2 separate regions of the Mus musculus genome follow, and region 1 is linked to region 2. Evidence: chromatin contacts called from ENCODE Hi-C or POLR2A ChIA-PET data. All regions are on one chromosome and are shown on one strand. The core of a region is the stretch at or near the end of the contact, and the rest is flanking DNA. Distances in the headings are between cores, read along the strand shown.

Region 1 (3,532 bases), core at 228-2,727, 39 kb after region 2:
CTGACACCTCTTACCCAGAGCAGGGGGAGGATCAGGCTCTACTTTCTGGATCCCTTTGGGGACTCAGAGGTATTAAGACCTACTGTCCTCCATCTCCATACTTAGGTTTCAGGATTGTCAGAGTTGGCCCAAGCAACCCAGTTTCTGAACGGCCAGGGAAAATGAAATATTTGCACCCAGACCCCACTATTAAAATGGTTGGAACTGGCCTCTGCTGTGGCATTATGCCACTGTGTCACACTGAACTTGCAGGAAGCCTTGACCCCCAGGTTTATGAGCATAGAGTACACCCCCAGGACTCAAGTATAAGTGTCCAGTAAAGAGAGTGAGAGGGAAGGGAAGGGCTGAGGCTGGGCTGAGATGGGGTTGGGTTGGAGCATCAGGTGAGGATGAAGGTTTGAGGTTGTGGTTTGGATGTAGGTCTAAAGCCAATTAAAGTCAAGTTGTGGGTAAACAGATGAGACGGTTTACAGGCAGGCTTGAGGAGGAGGCTGAGGCAGGTTAAGATTGCAGTAGTAATAGGGAATTCATAAAGCTGGGCTTGGGACTGTGCTGGTACCCGGAACAGCATCCAGAGCTCAGAGCCGCTGTGAGGACTAAGGGTAGAGTTAGGGATTCCTCTGTATGTCTGAAGATAGTATTTGCTGTTAGGGTGAAGGTTGGCTTGTGATTTGAGATTATGTTGAGAGTGATGGCAGAGTGAAGTTCAGAATAGGGACAGAATGAGTGCTTTGGGGGTAGTGCTGGTCAGGTTCAAGTGGGGCTCTAAATTATGGTTGGGGTCAGGATGAAGAAGGAGTTGAGATGGGGCTTTAAGGGTTTGATGTGGTACAAAGCAAGAGTAGGATCAGTGAGGAGTAAGGATGATTTGAGGGAAGGGCACTTAGATGAAGGTGGGGGCTTCCAAGAGGCTGGCTTGCGGGTGGGCTAGTGGGATAAGATGGGAGAAGGGGTTCAAGGTGAGGTTAGAGCCAGGGCCTGTACCTGAGCCACCACATGTAGTTGTGCTCGTAGGGGAAGAAGCTGTGCGGGTCGTCGCAGCAGTACTTGTGGTCGCGGAAGCCACAGCAGAAGACAGCAGCCGCTTCGCCCCCTGGCAGCGGGCAGCTGAAGCCGCGCACCACCTCCTGCTCAGCGCTCACGTAGCTCGAGCAGGCGCCGCTCATCGCGCCTCCTTGGCTCCCTGGACGGACGGACCGACAGCGGGTGAGCGAGAGACAACGGCCGGAGACCCCGCAGATCTTGAGAAAGAGCCCGAGGGCCAGGCAGGCAGGGAAGTGCGCAGGTAGAGGCGCTGCAGAGAAAGGCACGGCGAAAGGCGCGGAGGCGCGCGGTGAGGACGGGGCGCCCGGGGACCCGGTGGTCAGGTGCGCGGGCGCGGAGGCAGGGGTGCACGTGGGGACCCAGTCCAGGGTGGGGGCTGCCTCCTCGCCCCGGCTGCCGAGACACCACGCGACAGCCAGAGAGGCAAGGTGGATATTTGAGGCTCTCGCCTGAGCGAGGTACCACCGTGCGGGCCGCCAGGACCCTTCTCTGGGTAGTTGTGTGCTACGCAGAAGACAGGCAGAACGGGGTCCTCTGGGGTTGATGAATAATACTCCATTTAACTGGCAAAGCAACCTGAAGACCAGGGTTTTCATTGTATAGACGGCAGCTGAGAATCAGAGAGAGACAAGTCATTTCCCCAGGCTCCTTAGCTCATGGGATTTCAACCCTGTTGTCTGGCTGACTCTCAGCAAACCTCCTGTATTCCACATTGGCCTGGATGTCTTGATGACTGGCTTCCAACTCCCAAATGCTGGGATTTTGGGTGTGTGTCCACACCCTGCCCTCCAGTAATATTTTCAAAGTCTTGATTGCCTTTCTTTTCCTCTCCTGCTCTCTCTTTGACACACAATGTTCACACACACTCTTAGCACTCCCTGCTCTTGGCCAAAGACATTGAAGCAATTGTCTCAGGAATAAGCCTTTACCCCCACCTCAATTAGGGGTTGCCAACCTTCACAACTTGTTCCTAGACTACAAGGACAGTGTTCTCCTTCCTGTCTGAAGGTGCTTCCGAGCCTCAGTTTCTCCAGTGTACCCTGAGAGGGTGAACAAGGATCTTTGAGGATTTACCCAGTCCCTCCGAGCCTTAGCTCTGCATTTCCACAGAAGAGGATGGTAGGAGATAGTGTGGTGCATCCCTTTGCTGTGGCAGCTGTGTGTGGGATCATGGATCTGCAGGGGGCTGGGTATAAGCCTAACTGACCCCCTTCACGGCTTCTTTTCCCTTTGACCTGTAAGGCAGTTCAGTTCCACAGATGCCATTGTACACCACGCCTCTGACCTGAAGGTCAGATCCGGGCTGGCCCTTGAGAAACAGCTTGGTGGAGGAATCAACAGGGAGGGATCAATATAGGACCAGGATCATAGGCACAGAGGGGCTCTGTGTAAGGGAATAGCAAAGGTTTTAAGAGGGCAATGCTTTTAAAGGTCAGCCAAAACAATAAACAAAAAGGAGCCAGATCTGGTGGCATATGCCACTAGTCCAAACTATTCAGCAGGCTGAGGCAGGAGGATTGCTTCAGTCCAGGAGTTTAAAGCAAGCCTGGCAATACAGATCTCATCTCAAAAATGAGCAAAAACTTACCTTTGGCATGGATGATAGATAATGGTAGATAGATCATTTGCCTAGTATGCATGAGGGCCCTGGTTTTGTTACCAATACCTCAAACCAAGAAGAACTGTTAATATTCCCAGAAAACTCTTCTCTTGAGCTGTTATCACTGAAGACTGGCACTACTCTATTGAAGGCTCATTTTGACCTCTATTTACCAGAAGGGACAAAGGGGAGGAGCCCTTTGGGAAGGAGGGAGGCCTCTCTGAGGTGGACGACAATCCCCTAAATCCTTTCCAGTGAGGAATTAACTTCTTTCTCCTAGAAACCCAGAGGAAGGATCATGCCCTTGAGAGAAACCAGCACAATGTCACACGGCCATCAGGAGCGCTGCCATGCCTGCCTGCCTACCCAGGAGTTTCTTTAAACTCTTGATGGAGCTCATGGGCCGATATTAATAATGGTGTTTAATGGCAAAGTCGGAGTTATTTAGGATCACAAAGACTGTCAGTTACGTTGAATCACAATTTAATCCTGCAGTTTAGAATGTCAAAAGATGGATAGATGTGAGCCTTGAGAATCACACTTTCAAGGTCATTTCTATAGTGACAAAGTTGTAGATGCTATTACCGTGCTTTTGTCTGTTTTGTGTTGTCCCTTGATTGGATTCTAGAAGGAAGAGCTGAAGTGCATTTGGAGGCCGGTATTAACAAGCATGTAGTTTTCCCATACATGTCCCTAGACCATTACGTTACATCTGAAGGTTCCCTGTGATCCTGTGTTAAAGCCCCCAAGTTCCTTGGTCCAGCTCTTTCCTTAATATGTTCCTTTGTTGCACCCATTATGTTCCCTCATGATATTTTTCTGAAGACATTTATTGGTCCCCTATTGTATGCCAGGCAATCTTTCATCCTGTATGCCATGTCTGCTTAA
Region 2 (3,622 bases), core at 899-3,398:
GTGTACGCCAATATCTTTTAAATGCAGAGTTAAAGATAGTATAGGAACTGGCAAGATTCCACAGCAGGTAAAGCCACTTGCTGCCAAGCCTGACTCCAGTAGGAAACAAAAAATACTATTTAAAAAAAATAAAAGTCTGGGCAGGCGTGGTGGCGTACACCTTTAATCCCAGCACTTGGGAGGCAGAGGCATGCAGATCTCTGTGAGTTTGAGACCAGCCTGGTCTACTAAGTGAGTTCCAGGACAGCCAGAGCTATACAGAGAAACCCTGTCTTTAAAAAAAAAAAAAAAAAAAAAAAAGTCCGCTGGGCAGTAGTGGCACACACACACAATTTGTTTTAATCTTATTCTTTAACATTTTAATTTTGCCTGCATTTATGTCTGTCTGCTTACCACTTGTATGCTGGTACCCTTGAGCTGGAGTCTCAGGAAGTTGTGAGCCACCATAATGGGTCCTGGGAACTAAACTCGGGTCCTCTAGAAGAACAAGTATGTGGTTTTGTTTTTGTTTTTGTTTTTGTTTTTGTTTTTTTGCGTTGTTTGGGGTATTTTGGTTTTTGGGGGGAGTGGCCAGAGGAGTGTAAGACAGGGTTTCTTTGTGTAGCCCTGGCCATCCTGGAACTCACTCTGTTTCCCACGTGGTTAGAGGCATGTGGCACCACCCTCTGGCTGAAGCAAGTGCACCCAGTGGCTAATAATGTCCCTCTAGGCCCCATCCAGAAACTGAGTGTTATATTCTGGGACAGGAGATGGCTCAGTGATGAAGAACACATACTGTCTTTACAGAGGACCTGACTTTGATTCTCAGCAACCATGTCAGGCAGCTCACAACGGCCTGTGATTACAAACCCGTGGATACAGTGCCTCTGGCCTTGGGGATGCCTGCACTCACGTGCATGTACCCATACACATAATGAAAATTAGCTTTCGGGCTGGAGAGATGGCTCAGCGGTTAAGAGCACTGACTGCTCTTCCGAAGGTCCTGAGTTCAAATCCCAGCAACCACATGGTGGCTCACAACCATCCATAACGAGATCTGATGCCCTCTTCTAGGTGTCTGAAGACAGCTACAATGTACTTAGATATAATAATAAAGAAATCTTAAAAAAAAAAGAAAATTAGCTTTCTTTTTTTCTTAAAGACTTGTTTACTATGTATAGATGTTCTGCCTGCATGTATGCCTGCACACCAGAGGAGGGCACTGTATCTCATTATAGATGGTTTTGCACCACCATGTGGTTGCTAGGAATTGAACTCAGAACCCTGGAAGAGCAGCCAGTACACTCAAACTTCTGAGCCATCTCTCCAGCTCCCAAAATTAGCCCTTTTTAAAATTAAGAATTGGTCCAGCATTTGGGAGGCAGAGACAGGTGGATCTTTGTGAGTCTGGTCTACAGAGTGAGTTCCAGGACAGTCGGGGTTGTTAGACAAAGAAACCCTGTATTGAAAAATCAAAACAACAACAAAACAGCCGGAAGAGGGAGACTGCTCAGTAGTTAAGAGTAGTTGCTGCTTTTGCAGAAGACACGGGTTCCCAGTACCTACGTAGTGCCTTACAGCTACCCCTAGCTCCAGTTCCAAAGGATCCAATGCCCTCTTCTGACCTCTTCAGGCACCAGGCACACATGAGTGTATGCATACACATAGACAAAACATAAAGATAATAATTTTTTAAACATTAAAATTATTCAAAACACTTCATAAATACGGGCATTCTCTGTCGCTAATACTTTGGCCTTTTTCTTTGCAAGAATCATCTTTGCAAAGCCAAGTGTGAGCCTGGTCTACAGAGTGAGGTCCAGGACAGCCAGGGCTACACAGAAAAACCCTGTCTTGAAAAACAAAACCAAACAAACAACAAACAAAGTCAAGTGTGATGGCTTTGAACCGCACAGCAGAGGCAGGTAGAGCTCTGAATTAAAGTCCAGTCTGGTCCACAGAGGGAGTTCCTGGACTCCACAGAAAAACCCTGTCTTGAAAAACCAAACAAAGAAAAAAGAGAGAGAGAGAAGAATCCTGTTTTCACAGTCACACGATGGCTTCTGAGATTCTGAAGGGACAGTTCACTTGGCCCTTGTGTACTCACTCTCATTTATGGAGTAATTTCTGCCTGGGACCTGAGGTGCCTGCCTCATTAGGTCACATCCTGAGATGGACCTGGGAACAATAGAGAAGGTTAGCTGTCAGAATGTTACATTTCAAGCCAGATGTGGTGTGTGCTTATAATCCCGGAGCTCCGGGGATTTAGAGGATTGAATTCCAAGCCGCTCGGGGCTGCATAATGAGGCTCTGTTTCCAAAAAAAAAAAAAAAAAAAAAAAAAAAAAATTCCAGCGTGGGACATATGGATGATATGGGGCCTGAGCAAAGACTGTGAGGCAAGGGAGGGCGGGGAAGAGACTGAGGCAACTGGAGAACAAAATTTAAGAGTACAGTCAAGCATGAATTTAAAGAGAAACATAAATTTTAGCTGGGGCAATTGCAAAGATGGTGGGAGTCATTCATTCTGATTTGACGCTTGTGTGAATGGGTTGAACAAGAAACAGCTGTTTGCTGTTTTTTAAAATCGATGTAAATACATCTAAAAATAAGTTACTTTTTTTTGGTTTGTTTGTTTTATGAAATTGTTTGAAAACTTTTGTGCAGAGCAGCACAGGGCAGAGAAAGTGCCCTGATGGTGTTGTGCAGTGTGCACCATTCAGGATTAGTGAGGTGGACTCACCTGTTTAGGGCATCTGACAAGGAATGAGAAAAACTCATTAAAAAGTAATTGTTTTAGGGGCTCGTAAGATGAGTCAGTGGGTAAAAGTGCTTGCCCTCTCCCCCCCCAAAACCTGATACTTGGAGTTCAATCCCCAGAACTCTCATATAAACAAGGTAAGTGAATCCAGGCTCCCTGTATGTCTGTAGCATGCAGATACCCACACATACTAATGATGAAGATACTAAAAGATTAAATACAGTTTTAGAAAGCTTTGACTTCCGAGCCGCTCTTGCCACACAGATCTTCACTTGGAAGCCTCCCTTCTCATGGTTTGCAGTGGTTGTGTGGACCCAGGCCTCACTTCTTAGGTCCGAAGGGCGGATACTGGTGTCCACTCTTTGTTCTGCACGTTATTGACTCTCTGATCTTGGAGAAGCTGCCCAACCTTCTGTGTTCAGGTAGATAAGAAAGTGATCGTTCCGACAGGTCCTTGGGATGGTTAAGCAACTGCGAAGGCAGATTCTTTAGTTAGGTCATTGTTTCTTGCCCCATTGTTTTGTTAGCTTCTGTGGGAGTCTAGCCTTTAAAACCCGGCTGCCATCATTTAACTATCTGGGGAGCAAAGGAAGGGGCTTTCTGGGGAGGGGGGTTGATGGCATAGAGCAGCTGCAAGAGGTAGGCCTGGGGCGGGGGGGGGGGCTTGGGGCCCCTCTCTTTCCTCTGCTGCCTGAACACACTCCCTGAGAACAGCAGGCGCCCAGTGGAAGCTGTTCCCAGCTGTTGCCCCTCCTCTGGCCTGAGAAGTGCCAATTGTATTACATACAGTTTATGTATCAGTCCTCTGTACTGTTTAAATCGGAAAGACAGCCCTTTCCCCAACGTGTCTCCCACCCCCATGCCACTGTATTTGGCTCCTTCT

What was found. A loop is a pair of places that touch in the nucleus more often than their neighbours do. ChIA-PET counts read pairs that join two places held with the same protein, here RNA polymerase II (POLR2A).
Region 1: a loop to region 2 is called in a map of heart, with 3 times the contacts of the local background. The contact joins the promoter of Shisal2a here to the enhancer-like site in region 2. A Hi-C loop is called at or near these places in 7 of 37 maps with a recorded cell type or tissue (heart and mouse trophoblast stem cell). POLR2A ChIA-PET finds 5 or more read pairs at or near these places in 4 of 5 experiments (Patski and embryonic stem cell).

The regions. Positions count from the first base shown.
Region 1 is chr4:108,382,178-108,385,709 of GRCm38, forward strand. It overlaps Shisal2a (shisa like 2A), which reads right to left and starts at 1,478. Exons shown (of 3, transcript NM_001099303.2): 1 at 985-1,478. The coding sequence starts at 1,166. It overlaps Gm32297 (a long non-coding RNA gene), which reads left to right and starts at 1,046. Exons shown (of 6, transcript XR_003955247.1): 1 at 1,046-1,206.
Region 2 is chr4:108,342,548-108,346,169 of GRCm38, forward strand. It overlaps Gm46889 (a long non-coding RNA gene), which reads right to left. Exons shown (of 2, transcript XR_001784545.1): 2 at 2,946-3,210. Among named protein-coding and RNA genes, the nearest start is that of Gm46889, 6.8 kb to the right of the region's middle. Within about 2 kb of position 2,149, at least 1 of the 3 ENCODE cell types and tissues checked has a DNase peak (open chromatin) inside an H3K27ac peak, as active enhancers do; it is heart, where a contact is called at or near this core.